Linked DNA regions of Mus musculus: all the other regions are linked to region 2. The links are chromatin contacts, found by POLR2A ChIA-PET in ENCODE. All regions are on one chromosome and are shown on one strand. Each heading gives the region's core, a stretch centred on a gene start or an enhancer-like site at or near the end of the contact. The rest is flanking DNA. Distances are from core to core; before and after follow the strand shown.

Evidence for each region. ChIA-PET counts read pairs that join two places held with the same protein, here RNA polymerase II (POLR2A).
Region 1: POLR2A ChIA-PET joins it to region 2 with 12 read pairs in Patski. The contact joins the enhancer-like site here to the promoter of Taf5 in region 2. POLR2A ChIA-PET finds 5 or more read pairs at or near these places in 4 of 5 experiments (Patski and embryonic stem cell).
Region 3: POLR2A ChIA-PET joins it to region 2 with 27 read pairs in Patski. The contact joins the promoter of Nt5c2 here to the promoter of Taf5 in region 2. POLR2A ChIA-PET finds 5 or more read pairs at or near these places in 3 of 5 experiments (Patski and embryonic stem cell).

Annotation. Positions count from the first base shown.
Region 1 is chr19:46,985,998-46,990,101 of GRCm38, forward strand. It overlaps a transcript of Nt5c2 not described here. Among named protein-coding and RNA genes, the nearest start is that of Nt5c2, 26 kb to the left of the region's middle. Within about 2 kb of position 1,799, at least 1 of the 3 ENCODE cell types and tissues checked has a DNase peak (open chromatin) inside an H3K27ac peak, as active enhancers do.
Region 2 is chr19:47,066,003-47,069,795 of GRCm38, forward strand. It overlaps Taf5 (TATA-box binding protein associated factor 5), which reads left to right and starts at 1,746. Exons shown (of 11, transcript NM_177342.3): 1 at 1,746-2,324. The coding sequence starts at 1,763.
Region 3 is chr19:46,959,672-46,963,760 of GRCm38, forward strand. Nt5c2 (5'-nucleotidase, cytosolic II) reads right to left here and starts at 2,637. Exons shown (of 18, transcript NM_029810.5): 1 at 2,601-2,637.

The DNA of each region.
Region 1 (4,104 bases), core at 549-3,048, 80 kb before region 2:
AATGGACTTGGATAATGAAAAGGCAGTACACACGCACGCACACACAACACATACATATATGCACACAATACACACACATACACACAGGCATACACACATAAACATACAACACATACATACATACATACATACACACACACACACACAGACATACACACATAAACACACAACACATACATACATGCACACACATACGCATACACACACACACAGAGGCATACACACATAGACACACAACACATACATACATGCACACACACACACAGGCATACACACATAAACACACAACACACACACACACACACAGAGGCATACACACATAAACACACAACACATACATACATGCACACACACACACAGGCATACACACATAAACACACAACACACACACACACACACACAGAGGCATACACACATAAACACACAACACATACATACACGCACCCACAGATTTTATTCAGCTGTTAAAAAAAGAAATTATAATATTTCTAGGAAAATGAAGAAAACTTTAAAATTGTATACTAACTGAGGTAACCCAAGGTCAGAAAGACAAATGTTGCATGTTCTCCTCATATGCAGATCCCAGCTTTGAATTTTTAGTTTTTTGCATTTCATACCTGCAGAAGCCAGAAAACCAGAAGAAAGCCGTGGGGGGGAGGGGGGGATGGCCGAAGAGGGGGAGGGAAGTAGAAAGGTAGAGATGCTTCAGGAGGGAAAGGGTGGGGGATGGGGACGCAAGGGGGTTAGGAGGTTAGCCAGACTGAAGGAGATATGAAAAAAAAAAAAAACCCATAAGGGAACCTAATATCCAATAACCCCATTTAAAATGCAATTTTAATTTCAGCCGGCCGTGTTGGCACACGCCTTTAATCCCAGCACTAGGGAGGCAGAGGCAGGCGGATTTCTGAGTTCGAGGCCAGCCTGGTCTACAAAGTGAGTGCCAGGACAGCCAGGGCTATACAGAGAAACCCTGTCTCGAAAAAAAAAACGAAAAAAAAAAAAAAAAAAGATGTAATTTCAGTGTTGGAGAGATGGCTCAGCAGTTAAGAGAACCTGCTGCTCCTCCACAGGATGTGAGTTCGGATCCTAGCAGCCATGTCAGGCAGCTCACGACTGCCTTAGGAGTTACTGCACTGGAGGGCAAAGGAACAGGGCCAGGCTGAGCGAGCAGGGGCACCGCCTTCTCTTCCAATGTGCGAGACACTTACAGCATCAGCTCATGGCTACCAGAAGAGGCCTTGCTGGGATGAGTTTTTGAGTAGTCAGAAAGAAGTCAGGAAGGACAAAGGCAAGAGGAAGGGAAGGGAGATATAATGATGGGGGTGGGGTGGGGGTGGTACTAAGGTCCCCAACCCAGGGTGTGTACTCAGATGAGAAGTGGTAAAAGAAGAAAGGGAGCCATTACTGCCTTTAAAAAACCATGCATGTGTGTGTGTGTGTGTGTGTGTGTGTGTGTGTGCGCGCGCGCGCGCACACACACATGTAGCAGCTGGAAGACAATCTCGGGTTTCATCATCAGGCCATCTGCCTCCTTGGAGACTGAGCCTTTTCCTGACTAGACAGCCCCAGGGATCCTCCTGTCTCTGCCACTCCAACGATGGGATTACAAGGGCACACCATCACACCCAAAAATCTTTACATAGGTTCTGGGGATTGAACTCAGATCCTGTGCAAGCATTTTACCAACCGAGCCATCTCCGAAGCCCAAGGCCATTTATTTTCAAAGAGAGATGCAGGCAGGCAGGCAGGCAGGCAGGCAGGCAGTTGGGAGCAGGCTTGGGTATTGGGGAAGTAAGCAGGCTAAAGACAGGACGTTCTGGCCAGAAACCAGAAGGCTGGCATTGCTGAGCCCCAGTGTCATGACAAGATCCGGGGTGTGCCTGACTGAAGTGGCAGTCATGTCGTCACAGGTCGGGAATGGTGAAGTGATTCAAGTCTGGTAGTTCAACATAGTCTCTACATGCAAGGAGCTGAAGCAGGGGGATTGGTGTGAGTTTGAGGTCATGGGTGGGATATGCAGGCAATTACAGATCAGGACAGATTGTAAAATGACATCCTGCTTTTAAAAATATATAATAACCAAGAATCTGAAATAAATGATCCTCAGGAATCAGAAAATAAGTGTCTGGTAAGTTCTGTCTTCGGAGGGTTGAAGAAAAGGCCCAAGTAGGGAAAGTGGCTACAACTCAACCGCTCAGGTCAGGAAATGCTGTGGTCTTGCTTGAACAAACGGTCCTTACGCTACAGCCTCCACGAGAGTCAGTACAACTATCCAAACACAGATTCGCGGGGCCAACAGTGGCTGTGCTCTGGGGCTAAGGAGCTACATTCTAAATTCAGCTGCTCTGGGGTCCAGAAATCATGTCGTTAATGACTCTGAAGATGGTGGTTCACGGCGCTGAGAAGCCGTGCTCACAGAGAGGAAGAACAATGAGTTGGCAGAAATTCTGGTCAGCTCTATATCGCGCTGAGGAATAAGGAGCTCAATTTACAAGTCCCCTCTGGGAAAGAAAACACTAACAAAATGCGTTTTAGAAAGACAAGGCAGTTTTAATGAAAAGGGGTGCCACGCCCTGAAGAGACCCAGGGGTCTCCCCCTCCCCCCCAGGGAAAGTCATTGTGCAGAAAGATAAAACTGTTCTGTACCCATTACCCAGCCGCACCCTCCTGCACTCCTAGGAGACTGCTCTGCTGAGCAGATAAGTAGTGTGGTCTCTAACAACCACACAAAAGACCTGCACAGAGCCAGGTGGGGGCACTGCCTGCTGTAAAGGTCTGCCTGAGTCACCCCTGACAGGAACCAGCTTCTCCTAGCCCTGGAGTTTTCTTCACTATCTGTGATTGGGCTCCCCTAGTCTCTGGGCAAAAGAAAGAAAGAATAAATATTAACTAAAGGTGCAGCTGTGGCAGGGTGCCCAGGCACTCCCCTCCCTTCAGCCTCCTTGCCCCCTGACCCAGAGGCTGGAACCAACCGCTGGGCTCTCAGGTTCATGATCTGCTTGGCTGCTCCTGCAGAAAGAGGGGAGAGGCGAGCATTTCTCTGCATAGCCCTGGATGGCAACCAGCCATTCATTGGCGGGAGGGGCCTTTACAGGTGGCTAAAGTGATGTATAGTCACTGCTGGGGCCTCCTGGACTCAAGTAGCTGACCCATATGATCTCCAAGTCAGCCAAAGCCAAGGCCCACATTCCTTCCATGTGTTACACTTCACCAGTTGTTACATTGTGTTATATTGTGTTACATTATGTTACATTAACCAGTAGCCAGCTAAGCAGATTGTATTCGTCACTGGGTGGTAGGGTGGGATAATTAGAGACCCAGTGATAAATTATTTGTTCAATGAGAATAATAATGCCTGCCTCACTCCTTGGCTATTGAATTAAAGAGATGTTAAAGAAATGAAAACTAAAGAAATAAATTCGTAAGTATTTTTTTTTTAAAAACATCTTTCAGGATGGGGAGATGGCCTTGTGGGTAGATACCCAGAAGCCATTGCAGTAGTGTGCATTGCTGAACTGCGTCCTGCCTTGCCGCTGGGATGCCTGGGCACAGCTGGCATGCAGCTCGGGGGAGGCAGAACGAAGTCCCCAGAATGGTGGTCTGCTGCGGGGTCTGGGACCTATGCCGTGGTTCCCAGTCTCCTATGTACCTGGGCGCCACTGGCATACAGCTGGGAGTCGGGGCACAGGGTCCATGGTCCATGCTTCCCCTTGGGGCATCCATGCACTGGACAGGAAGGGGAAGACAGAGTCCAGGAAGGGCGGGACCAGTCTGATTACAAGTGAGCTCTGGAAGAAGAGAGAGAAGGACTTCTTCGGGAGTTTAGGCGAGGCTCTTTAAGATGAAGGCCTTCCCCGCAGCTTGCTTGGTCATATTGGTTTATTTGATGGTGGATATTAATTGCATACACTTCACTCAGGGTGAACCGGGGATCAAATACCTTTTGCGGGAAGGAGTGCACAGGAAGGGAAGCTAATTGGCTGAACCCTCAGGGGCTTATCTAGGTACCTCATTAGTGTGGAGTACTTGAGGTTTTTTATGCCACATGACTGATCACCACGGTCCTCAGTGGGGTGTTGTGGTTTCTGTTCCAGGGCAGGTAGA
Region 2 (3,793 bases), core at 496-2,995:
TCTCCAGCAACCACATGATGGCTCACAACCATCTATAATGAGGTCTGGTGCCCCCTTCTGGTGTGCAGGCATACATGCAGGCAGAACATTGTATACATGATAAATAAATCTTAAAAAAAAAATGTCAGAATGAAACAGTAACCTGTGAAATGAAAGGAAATCAGAAGGGCAAGAGCTGGAGAGAAGGAGTGGGCGCCCTTCAAAGACCCAGACTGACGCAGAATCTGAATGATTAAGGACCCTGGGAGCAGGGAGCAGAAAGGAAGAAGACAGAAACAAGATAACAAAAGGGTCTCCTAGGCACCCAGTGACTTTATTTCTTCTGGTGAAACAGGAAACACTGTACTTGAAGTCATTAGCCTCAGCTAAAGCACAACGTGGACGCTGGACTCTCAGAGACCCGCGTAGAGAGGACAAAGGTGGCCATACTTCCCCAAGTCAGACACCTTCTTCCCATCTCCTTCCAAGTAAGGGCTGCTGTTGTAGCCCAGCAGCAGAACACTGCCTAGGATTCAAGAGGCAGGGTGAGGTTCACTTCCTAGTACTGCCCCAAACAACAACAAAATAGTAACAATGGGTAATTAATACACAGTAGAAACATTTTAGTCATAAAAACGTCTATATAAAAACTTTTTAGCTGGACCCCTACACTTGGAAGGTGAAGGCAGGAGGACCAGAAATTCAAGGTCCCCCTTAACTTCACAGCAGGTTCAAGGCCAGCCTGCGTGCATAAGACCCTGCCTTAATCTTTTCTTTAAAAAGGAAAAAAAATTTTTTCCTTAGGACAGAAATGGTTTATTTGGTAACAAGGAATGAGAAGAAATTAACTTTTTTTTCTCTTTAACTTTATAGTTGATTTTGTTGTTGGTTTTGGTTTTGTTGTTCTTGTTCTTGTTGGAGACAAGGTCTCCGGAGACAGTGTAGCCCTGACTGATCTAGAACTTGCTGAGGCGATCCTGTGACCTCTATCTTCGGCTTAAATTTATTTTTAGAAACTACATCCAGCTTAAAGGCTTTTTTAAAAAAAATAAACGATATAACATATACTGTAAAGTTCACAAAGCTAGATTTTTACAGGAATAAAAAGTGAAAAAGAGCCGGGCGTGGTGGCGCACGCCTTTAATCGCAGCACTCAGCGGATTTCTGAGTTCGAGGCCAGCCTGGTCTACAAAGTGAGTTCCAGAACAGCCAGGGCTCTATAGAGAAACCCTGTCTCGAAAAAACAAACCAAACCAAAAAAAAAAAAAAAAAAAGAAAGAAAGAAAAACTGAAAAAGTAACCACTGCTCAGCCCACAGCATCAGAGAGCCTTTCCAGTAACTAGGAGGCCTCTTTCTGATAAATGCTATGTGCTTTTGAATTAAATACCTGGGCGTGAATCGTTTTCTTCGCGTGTGATTTTAGCATGGTATTTAACCTCTTTGGATTCTGGTTAAGCCGTCTGTAAAGACTCCAGGGATTAGCACCTTTAAACTTGTTGAATTAAAAGAGCTCGTATAATATAAAACGGCTATCTCATCGCCTGAATGCAATAAACGGTAATTAGCAGGCAAATGCAATAGAGACTGACGGTAAGCAACTCCCACTTCCTGCCTGCCTTTCGCTCGGTTTTGAAAGTAGCTCTTTCTCGTGCCTTTTCTCCTCGCTAGCTCCTCCCACTGCCGTAAATGGCCTGCCCCGGCTGTCGTGAAACGCCCTACCCCCGCCCTCCATGTGGCGAAAACGCAGTCACGCTTGACGGCGCGAGGTGGCTCAGCCGCAAGATGGCGGCGCTGGCGGAGGAGCAGACGGAGGTGGCGGTCAAGCTAGAGCCTGAGGGACCGCCGACGCTGCTACCTCCGCAGGCTGGCGACGGCGCAGGCGAGGGGAGCGGCGGCACTCCCAACAACGGCCCCAACGGCGGCGGCGGCGGGAATGTGGCAGTGGCAGCGGCGGCCGGCGGGGACGGCGGGACCCCCAAGCCTGGGGTGGCTGTCTCCGCCGCTGCCCCGGCGGGGGCGGCCCCGGTGCCCGCCGCTCCGGCGGAGGCCGGCGCTCCCCACGACCGACAGACCCTCCTGGCCGTGCTGCAATTCCTCCGGCAGAGCAACCTCCGCGAGGCCGAAGAGGCGCTGCGCCGGGAGGCCCGGCTGCTGGAGGAGGCGGTGGCGGGCTCCGGAGCTCCGGGAGAGTTGGACGGGGCCGGCGCGGAGGCGGCCAGCGCGCTTCTCAGCCGGGTCACCGCTTCAGTTCCCGGCTCTGCGGCCCCCGAGCCTCCGGGGACGGGCGCCTCGGTGACCTCGGTGTTCTCGGGTTCAGCCTCAGGTCCTGCGGCTCCGGGAAAGGGTGAGTCTCGGGCTCCCGGGCTGAGGAGCGCCGGCTGGAAGGGGAGCTAGCCGGGAAGGCGAGGGCTGGCGGGCCTGCACCTCTGCGGGCTTGTTTTGAATTTCCTGGGCCCGCCTCTAGGGCCACACGCCCGCCCCTTTCGCTCCTGCGCCGGCTGCGCAGTCAAACCCTCTTCTGAGCTGTCAGTTCCAGCCAGAGGCTGAGCAGCAGGGCTGTGGAGTCGAGGGAGGCGCCAGGGACCGGGGATTGACAGAAGAGGGGAACCTTAGGGGTTTCGGGGTTTCTGCTCTTACTTAGACTTAGGAACCTAGGATTGGGTTCGCGTGAACACGAGTATCGTACTGTCACATTCCCATACTACTATTGTACAGCAGGTACTTTCCGTGTCTTGATTTTTCACAACTGTATAGTTCTCATCTCTCCTTTTGAGACGAGACAACGGACTTTTTGAGCAAAGCCGGAAGGGCTTGCTTTGGATAACACCTCCAGAGTGGAGGTTGTAAGTGTTTCTTAGAATGTGGGCTGAGAACCGCTGGTGTTAAGTGTTTTAGAGGATTTCTGAGCATCACTTAAGGCTTATTAAACTCTGTAAGGGCAGAGTCTGGGAATCTGCCTTGCAGAGCTTTTGAAAACTCTTAAGTCTACGGGCAGGAGTGGGGCAGACCTTTTTGTCTCTGTTGCTTTTTCTTGTGTGATGTCAGTTAAAGGTTTTTTTTTGGGGGGGTTATTTTATTTTATTTTGCCTTTTTACTAAGTAAGTTATTACGAGTCTAAGATGTAATGAGTAATGTGCCTAGTTCTGAAAGTTTAGTTCCTGACTCCAGTTACTGACAACCCATGTCCACGTTTCTCCCAGAAACTTGTCACAAATCCATATCGTAAAACACTTTCGGATGAAGACGCTTGCTGCCATGTATGATCCCCTGAGTTGGGTCCTCAGAACCGACACGGTGGAAGGAGAGTCCCAGCTACCTGAAACTTGTCTTTAATATACACCAAACTTAAAAATTTTAAACTCGGGGCTGGAGAGATGGCTCAGTGGTTAAGAGCACCGACTGCTCTTCCGAAGGTCCTGAGTTCAAATCCCAGCAACCACATGGTGGCTCACAACCATCTGTAATGAGATCTGATTCCCTCTTCTGGTGTCTGAAGACAGCTATGGAGTACTTATGTATAATAATAAATAAATCTTTAAAAAAATTAAACTCAGGAGATCAGTAACTATTGAATTAAGTTATCCAGGTTAGTGGTTCTAGACATGTTAATCTGTTTCAGTGAGAGCATTGCCAGACAGGGAGTTTGAACACATGACACTGTGATCCATAAATAGAACTGTGTCTTGTTTATAATGCCAGCACTTGGGATGCTGAGGCAGGAAGGAGAATTACTGTGAGAAAGCCATCCCCAGCTAAATATAGTAATGGGGGAAGGGGGTGATAAGTAAAAATATGTGGAAAATGTAACTGAGG
Region 3 (4,089 bases), core at 1,387-3,886, 110 kb before region 2:
TACTACTGCCCTTAAACTGTCCGTAAGCTGTCTCCTGGCTGGAAGTACAGCTTTCACTACTCACTTGTCACTTAGCATATGCCTTGTGATAGTCAGCATCTCATGTTAGTAGATGCTGTCACAAAAGCTAAAAACATCACATCAACAAACACTTCCTGAAAGCATGTGTGCCCGCACTGCCTGCTATCCTGCATAAAGGCCTGGTATAAAGCATCCAAAAATGAAAATAAGATCAAGTCCAGTAGCAGTGTGTACTCAGCAATCATCACTAAGTAAAAACCTACATTTGAGGTCACCCGTAGTGGCTCACTTTGCAATCCAAGCTATGCAGGTCTCTGGGACCAGCCCAGAGCACAAAATGTCTGAGACCTTATCGCAAAAAAGCTAGAAAACAAAAAAGTAAAACATAAGTAAATCTCTTGGTAAGATGTCAGCAGGTTGGTTTTTGTTTTGCTTTTTGGAAAGAGTGAAGCAGTAAAGCACCCCCGCCCACCCCCTTTTTCTCAAGCCCAGGCAAGCATGGTGGCACATGCCTACAATCCCAGCGCTTTGGAGAGCTGAGGTAGGACGATCCCAAATTAGAGCCCCGCCTAAGCTACACGGCCAATTCAAGGTGCGCGGGTGGGTGCTAGGCCCTTGGAAGAGGAACCCAAAATGAGCAGCTTAAAAAGGCTCTTCCTCAAAATAAAAAAGGCCTGAACGTAGTTCAATAGTAGACTGCTTTGCCTAGCCTAAGCTTAGTCCCTAGTTCAGTCCCCAGTAGAGAGATCCTGTACACTTTTTAAAAACTATTTTTTGTTTTTGTTTTGTTTGTTGTTTTGTTTTGAGACAGAGTCTCTAGTAGTTCTGGCTGTCCTGAACTTGCTACCTAGACCAGGCTTGTCACCTGACCCTGCGTCTCCAGTGAACCACCACACCAAACTGAGAACCTACAGTTTATAGACACAGGCCAAGAAATGTGTGCACAGTACTCAGAAAACTGAAGAATTTTTAGGATAACCTGGGATGCATAGTGAAACGCAGTAACATAAACATCAACTTTTTCTAAATACCATGTTTGAGACACCAATTTCCTCATACAGCTGAGTCCCCCATAACCTGGCTCTCTTCAGGAAGACGTATGTCATCTAGTAAGGCCAGCAGGCACTCTGAGTACTCATATTTACCAAACGCTTCTGATGACTGTACTGTTTCATACGACAGAACCTTGAAGGGCATCTTATTTTACAGATTAATGCTGGCTGAGAATAATGCAACAACCAATAGTACTGAATTTGGCTTTTTGTTCATTTTTTTGGTAAGAGTGAAGCTTAAACCAGTTTTTCAAGCTCAGGCATGGTGGAACAAGCCTATTAATATCTGTTAGGGACCTGGAAGAGAAAGATCCCAAGTTCGAGGCCACTAGGGTACAGAGCCTGTTCGAGGCCTACAAACAGGTTCATATTGTAATGGAAATGCTCTTCGGAAGCAAGCCGGGAAGCATCAATCCTTGTATCAACAGCCCAGCATAACCACCTTGCCACTACGAGCACCCGCAACGATTTTATTGCAATTTTTAACCAGCTGGTTTGTTAAACTGAACCTCTAAGCCCTGATGTCTTCTCTTACATTCTTAGCCATTGATGGAAAATGCTAAGGTGACTATGTGAAAGACCTGAAGTCTTTCTGTACTCACTACGTCTACGATAAATGGCACCGTTTTAACATCCTCCCCCTACACATGACGGCCAAAGGAATTTGCATCCCTTAAGAAAAATTATAGGTCTACGGTCATTATGAAACAATGTGCGGGGGGGGGGGGGGCGCAGAGAAGTGGTGGGGAACACGCAACCGTGTTGAGTGACTAGTCATTTCAGAGTGCTCTATTAGAGCACAGCCCTCGACTACCGAGGCTGTGAAACAAATCCGACACAAACCTTCATCTAATGCTTTTAAAGGCTGCGGCCAGGCAAAGCCAACCGCTCAAAACGCTGTTCTTGTAACAGGCCCCACTTCTGCATCTCGCCCTGCAGGGCTTCGGGGGCCCCAGAAAAAAAAAGGCGAGGGACAAACCGCCTCCAAACGTCTTTAGGCGAGACTTGCAATTGATGTGAGCTTTCCAGGAAGTACTGCGCACCACAAAACTGGCTCGTGGGCCATTCCGCGGGCAGATCCAAACCCTGCCAGGCTCGCAGCCCATGAGGGGAGCCCCGCACCCGCCTCACGAGAACTGAGGCCAGGCTGCCAGCCCAGAGAGACCAGGGGAACCGAGAGCGGCGCCTGCCCGCCCACTCCGCGAGAAAGGCGGGGTCCCAGCTAGCGGACGCTGGGAAACAATGGCGCGAGCATGACGTGGGCCGGGGGCGTCGCCGCCGCGCGGGGAAGGGGCTGCGGCGGGCCGGGGGCGCCCGGGCCGGGGGCGTGCGCCACGCCGGGGCGCTGAGGCCGCGGGCGCGCGGGCAGATCTGGGCCGGGGTAGGGAGCCCTGAGGAAAGGGACGCCGGGCGGACGGCGGGGGCCGCTGGGTCGCGCGCTGGGCCGCGCATCCTCCCCAGCCTGCTCGCTCGCCGCCCGCCCGCTCCAAGCCCCCTCCCGCCCGCCGCGGGTGCCGCCGCACTCACCGGCCGCACCGCACGGCAGCAATCCTAGCGCGCAACTGCCGCAGCCGCCTCGGCGCGCGCCCTCCCCGCCCCCGCCGCCCCGGCACCGCCCCCAGCTCGCGCCCGGCCAGGGACCGGCGCTCTGTTCCTTACCCGGGCTCCGCCGCAGAAGCCGGCCGCGGCGATGCTCCCTGGCGGGCGGTCCTGTCTCAGGGCCCCTCACAGGGCTCGGGGAACTTCCCACCACAGAACTCCCAGAGCTGCTAAACTCCGAGGGTGATGCACGTTAACAACCTATCCATTTCCTAGGAATAACCACCTCTTGGCTTTTTGCCTGCTCCCCTCAGCACACTCCTGGCTGCCCCGCCCCTACCTTAGGTGACCACGCCTACTCTGCGAGAGGCTTTCCCTAAGGTGGGAAGAGTGTGTCCCTTACTCCTAGCAGCTTACTCCTAGACAAACGAACCAGAGGGTCTCCCTGGAAGACCTTGAACTCAACTCCATGATAATCATAGGGACCAGCTTTGGGGTTTATCAGAATGAGTTCAAATCCTAGTTTCACTACTTACCCAGGGAACCAACCAAGGAACCTGACTACACACAGTTGATTTATCCGAGATATTATTGATAGAATGAAACAATACAGACTCCAGGCTTAGTTCTGGATCCTAGCAAACAATAAATAGTAGTTGAATACACTGACACCCGTTACCGTACTTCACTACAAGACAGCCCACCCACTATGTCCAGAACACTGCATTCCTTAGTCTGGGCAGCTCTGGAATTCATCGCAAAGACCAAATTCTAGTCCTGGGAGCCTCGGAAAAGCAACTGATCTACTGGTTCTTCGACCTTGGACTTTGCCCAAGATCTTCCCGAGTTGGGGATATTTGATCCCTCCCATTGTTTTTCCTCTGTCCTAATTCTGAGGATCTTTGTCTTTCTCTCAGGCATTTGGCTGATTTGATTTTGATTTCCTTTAGATGGTATCATCCAAGACTAAGCCAAGTTTTGTAGTACCATCATAATCAAGGAGGACTATGGCTTCCACTTTGTAACAGCGCCTTGCATTTGTGCAGTAAAGTTCTCAGTGAACACTAAGTATGGTAGCTTGCCGGGAGTCCTAGCTTCTGGAGATGCTAGGACTAAGGCAAGAGGATTACGTGAGCCCAGAATTTGAAGTTAACCTGAGCAACATAATGAAAGAAAGAAAAAAGGGAGAGGAAGCAATGGTGAGGGGGGGGGGGGGAACAAGGAAGAAAGAGGAGGAAGGAGAAGAAAATGAAAAAGAGAAGAAAGTTCTTGGCAGACATACTACTGACTCATTACACTTGCAGTCAACCTGAACCACAGGGTGTTTTTGAAAACAGGAGGGCTCTGCTAACAGCTTCTACTTACCCTCCTGTGCCTTTCACCCTGCCTAGGTCAGCTGAGGATAAGCCCCTATTAGGCTTTTCACCTATTAGGCTTTTCAACATGGGAAAAATGGCATGTAAGCCAGTTTGCAGTT